Regions from separate parts of the Mus musculus genome. Here region 2 is linked to region 1. A link is a contact called in ENCODE Hi-C data. All regions are on one chromosome and are shown on one strand. Each heading gives the region's core, a stretch centred on a gene start or an enhancer-like site at or near the end of the contact. The rest is flanking DNA. Distances are from core to core; before and after follow the strand shown.

Region 1 (2,546 bases), core at 22-2,521:
CCAAAGGATAAGGACTTCAAGGTCACCTATGACTACATAGCAAGTTCAAGACCACCATGAGGCTATTATGAGACTGTCTCAAAAACAAAAACAGAGGAGCCAGCAAGGTGTTTCCCTGGAAAAGGTGCTTGCCACCAGCACATGCCTTTGATCCCAGTACTCAGTACTTAGGATGCAGAAGCAAGAGGACTCTGCGAGTCTGTGGCCAGCCTGATCTACAAAGAGAGTCCAGGACAGCCAGGGCTCTGTTACACAGAGAAGCCATGTCTTAAATAACCACCCTCCTCTAAAAAAAAAAAGTGGGGGTGTTAGCTGTACAAACGTGCAACCTAAATTCAATCCCTAGGACCTCTGTAGAGGTGACAGGAAAGAGCCAACTCCACCAAGTTGTCTTCTGACCTCTGCACATGTGCTCACATACTAATCATAAATAAAAATTAAAGCTAAGAGCTGGGCGTGGTGGCTCATGCCTTTAATCCCAGCACTTGGGAGGCAGAGGCAGGCAGATTTCTGAGTTCGATGCCAGCCTGGTCTACAAAGTGAGTTCCAGGACAGCCAGGGCTACACAGAGAAACCCTGTCTCAAAAAACAAACAAACAAACAAACAAAAAATTAAAGCTAAAAAGTGAGATGGGAAGATGGGTCGGTGGGTAAAGTGCTTTCAAGCAAGCATGAGGACCTGAGTTTGGACCCCTGGCACCCAGGTAAAGACAGTCGCAGCAATGCCTCTTTGTAATCCCATCATTTTATGGCCAGGGGGGATCAGGAGACAGGGAAATCTCTGGAAGTCCTTGTGCCCACTACCCTGTCATACGCAGCAGAAAGTCAATAAGATGTTCTGCCTCAAATAGCGTGGAAAGCAAGGAAAGAGATTCTTTACAGAAGCATAATGCATGAGGAGCACATGCCAAGAAAGAAATCTTAGCATAGTAACACAAGCCATAGTCCCGACTTCTTAGAAGGCGGGGGCAGGAAAAGCTGGCGCTGGATCTCGAGCTTGGGAGTTAGAGGCTAGTACGAGCATCCTAGTGAAATTCCAGCTATTAAAAAAAGAGAGCGAGAGAATGAATAGATGAACAAGGAGTCGGGCCGGGCCGCAGAGTCCGTGGGAGATAAAGGGGCGGCGGCGGGAGCGGGGAAAGGGGGGGGGGCGGGGAGAAAGTCCACTACGTGCATGGCAGAGGGCAGAAAGAGAATGTGAGCTGAAGTAAGACCATTGTCCAGCGCCTTGTGCTGAGCTGCCCATGGAAACCGATTACACGTGACACTTCCGGGAAGGCCATCCGCGATCACAGTCCCAGCCCCATCACGGTGGACTTCCTTAAGGCCCCTCCCCTGCGACCTCTGGAGCCGGACTCCTCCCAGGCAGGCAGCGGGGACCTGGTATCCACCTATGCGCAGGAAAGCACCCCCCAGCAAGTTGTTGGAGGAAGTGTGTCACTGGGGGTGGCTGTAGGTTTCTTTCTCTGCCTAATGCCTGTGGATCAGGAATGTAGCTCTCCCTTACTTCTCTTCCACCATGCCTGTCCACCTGCCTAACTCTCTAAAGCTGTAAGCAAGGCCCCAATTAAACGATTCTCCTGCCTGGGCCTCCCAAATCCTGAGATTATATATGTATGCATTACCACCACGCTTGACTCAAATCTATTTCCTCTTTTTAAAAAAGCAAGCTCTGCTTTGGTTCTGTGGCACACACCTCTAATCCCAGCACTCTCTAGGAAAAGGAGGCAGATCTCTGAGTTCAGAGCTAGCCTGGTCTACATAGTGGTCCCTGTCTCAGAAAAAAACAAAAAACACCACCACCAACAAATTAAAAATGAAATCGCCGGGCATGGTGGCGCACACCTTTAATTCCAGCACTCGGGAGGCAGAGGCAGGCAGATTTCTGAGTTTGAGGCCAGCCTGGTCTATAAAGTGAGTTCCAGGACAGCCAGGGCTATACAGAGAAACCCTGTCTTGAAAACAAAACAAAACAAAACAAAACAAAACAAAAATGAACTTTGGGTTGGGGTATGGCTCAGCATCAGAAGAAGTCTTACCTAGAATTCAGGAGCCCTAACTTCAGTCCCTAATAACACACACACACACACACACACACACACACACACACACACACACACGCACACGCACACGCACACGCACACACGCGCACATACACCAAATCTGAGATCTAGCTATCCTCCATCATCCCCTCCAGTGTCCATTTTGAATTTTCTCTCCACTAAGCCAGAAGTTCTTAACCAGTATTTTTCTTTTCATGAGTGTTTGTGTGGTGTTCAGGTGTTCATAGATGCATGTTTTTGCATGTGGGTGGATGCACATACACATGTGTATGTGTGCATGTTGTCTTGGGAGGGTTGATGTCAGGAATCACCATCCAGGGCTCTCCCATCTTATTGATCCAGGTAGGGTCTCTCCCTCAAACCCAGAGCTCACCAATAAGGCTTGTCTCTGCTGCCTGTGGTCTCTGCCTTATGAGACTGGAATTACAAGCAGGCTCCCATGCCCACCTGGCATTTACATGGGCTGTGGAATCTAAGCTCCAA
Region 2 (2,546 bases), core at 23-2,522, 620 kb after region 1:
GCTGTGACCAGTGAGCCTCAGGGAACTGTTGGTCTTCACCTCAATGCTGGGACTGTATACACCTCTCGCACACCAGACTTTTCCTGAGTGAATTCTGGAGTCTGCACTTGGGTCCTAACGTTTGCAACTCAAGCACACAGGACACAGGACACTAATTTTACCTCTGTCCACGTTGGTCATGTGACCTTGGCAAAGTCTCCTGTCAGCTTTGAGCTGCCTCAAAAAAAATTTTTTTTTAATAGTGTAGATGATAGCTAAACTTCTTTGGACCCCAGAGTCTTCATTTGTAAGAATAGGTATTTACCTATTTCTTGGGATTATATGAGCTAATGCAGTACTCCATATCTGCACAGTTCGGAGGTGTCTGCGACTCCTTTTCTGTCAATGTTACTGTGTCCTGGGGACAATGCCTCTATTGAGGGGCGCAGGTGTGGTGTGCAAAGTGTGAATGGATGTGGGGGGAGGAGACCTTATCCACAGGAGTTAGCCAAGCAAAAGAAGATGGGCAGCCGACTACAGGTTGTAGTCAAAGGCCCCTCCAGTCTTGGGGAAGACTGTGGGAAGATATCCACTCTACAGAGCTTAGGGTCAGTTTCTGGCAAGGCAGGCCATTTTGCATCCTAGAAGGGTAAGGTTCATCCTAGAGAAGGTGGGATCCCGTTTCTGAATCCGCTCCATCCCTTCCCAGCCAGGCGACCTTGGGGCAGTCACTTTTCTTCTCCGGGGCCTCCTCTGCAAAATGGGGCTCCTCGTTCCATTTCGCACTTTGGGCATCTGAGGACGACGTGTCGACATAATGCCCATGGCTGGCGACGTCAAGGGCCGGCGAGTGGCATCTGTTATGTTAATAAGTCCTTGAGGCGGGCGGGTTCCTAACTGTCGGTTTGTGCTCTGGCTTAGCGGTTCCCTCCGCAGCGCCTCGGTTTTTCCGCTCCGCCGCCTCTCGACGCTTGCTTGGCAGGTCTCGACGGACCGCGGCCTCGGGTGCCGTTACTATTGTTCTTCGAGGCTGAGCTCTCTCCCTACAGACGTGCCCTTCGGTCTCTCCCTCAGCTCCGCACCGCGCCGCGGAGATCCTCAGCCGTCCCGGATCACCGATCTTTCCCGAGAAAGAGTGTCAGCTCCTGCGGCGTTCCCGAACAGCGGCCGAAGGCGCTCCCGAGCGCTCCCGAAGAAGCCCGGCCGCTCGCGGTCTCCGGAAATAGCCGAGAGAGCTTGCCACCCTCGGTCTGCCGAGTCCTTCCGAAAAGGGCCGAAAAGCTCCGAGCGGCCGTCCTGCCGGACTGCTGGAGGCGGCCGCAGCGCCATGTTGGATGCTCTGCTCGTTGAGTGAAGAAAATCCGTCCGCATCGCCCGAGCCCCGCTACCGAGAAGGGCGCCGCTTCCCCCGGGGAGGGGGACAGAGACCCCCCGCCGCCGGCCCATGAGGATATTGCCGTGAAAGGTCCGGTCTCTCCGCCTCCTGCCCCTGCCGGGTCCGGCCCCCCCCTCCCCGGGGTCGCGTTGTCACGGAGACCGGCAGCCGGTGGTGCTGGCCCGCGGGGCGGCTGCTGCTGCCCGCGGCGGCGGCGGCGGAGGCGGCGGCGGCGGAGGGCGTGTGTGACCGGTCCCGGCCCCCTCCTCCTCCTCCTCCCAGCCTCCCCCCGGCCCCCCGCTCCCGCCGCCTCCCCGGGTCTGCCCCCATCCCGCCCCTCCGCTGCCCCCGGCCCCTGCACCCCGGCGCGCCCGGTCCCGCTCTGGGGGGGTTGGTGGCTTCGCTTTGCCATGAGTTTACCGCAGAAACCGGCTCTGAAATCAGGCTCAGCGGCTGCAGCAGGAACCGGACCCGGCACCGGAGCGGCGGCGGCGGCGGCGGTACCGCCTCCTCATCCGGCGGCAGCGGCGGCGGCGGCGGCAGTAGCGGCAGCGGCGGCCCCTCCTCACCCGAACATCAGGGCCCTCCAGACCCCGGCGCCCCAACAGTATCCTTTTCACCTTCCGGCGGTCCAGAGCGACCCTCGGTGGGAACCTCCTTGCCTGCCGTCATAGCCCGGCCAGAAAAGGGACGGGCAGCCGCTCTGCTCCCGGCTTGACCCGAGCTTTTGGGGTGCACCGGTGACAGCATTGCTGGGGACCCCGGGACCCTCTGCGGTACCGTGAACACTACTAGCTCCACCGGGCCGTGCCTCTGCAGCTCTTGTGGATCTGGGGGGAACCCTGCCCTTGGCTGCTCCCTCCCCTTTCTTGGGCAGAATTTGCTGGTGCCTAGGACCAGCCCTGCGGGCAAGGCTTTTCTGACTGTTGGGAGGCCCTGCCTTCTGCGGGGCTCGGTAGCCTCTCTAATTATTATTTAGGATTCATAGCAAAGTTTATTGCTAAATTTTCTGTTGGAAACGAATCAGCTCATTCCTGAGGTAAGTTGGGTCTTCAGTCTTTACTGCAAGTGTACAAAAAGCACCCCCCCCCGCTAGTGTTTTGTTTTATTTTATTTTATCGTATTTTATTTTTTTAAGCAATTAGAGTTGTGTTGTGGCTTGTGGTGGAGCCGGCTAAGGAGGAAATGTTAC

What was found. A loop is a pair of places that touch in the nucleus more often than their neighbours do.
Region 2: a map of T-helper 1 cell shows a loop between it and region 1 (3-fold over the local background). The contact joins the promoter of Eif4g3 here to the enhancer-like site in region 1. A Hi-C loop is called at or near these places in 1 of 37 maps with a recorded cell type or tissue (T-helper 1 cell).

What each region holds. Positions count from the first base shown.
Region 1 is chr4:137,369,205-137,371,750 of GRCm38, forward strand. No RefSeq gene overlaps it. Among named protein-coding and RNA genes, the nearest start is that of Cdc42, 13 kb to the left of the region's middle. Within about 2 kb of position 1,272, at least 1 of the 3 ENCODE cell types and tissues checked has a DNase peak (open chromatin) inside an H3K27ac peak, as active enhancers do.
Region 2 is chr4:137,992,184-137,994,729 of GRCm38, forward strand. Eif4g3 (eukaryotic translation initiation factor 4 gamma, 3) reads left to right here and starts at 1,273. Exons shown (of 35, transcript NM_172703.3): 1 at 1,273-1,444; 2 at 1,799-1,961.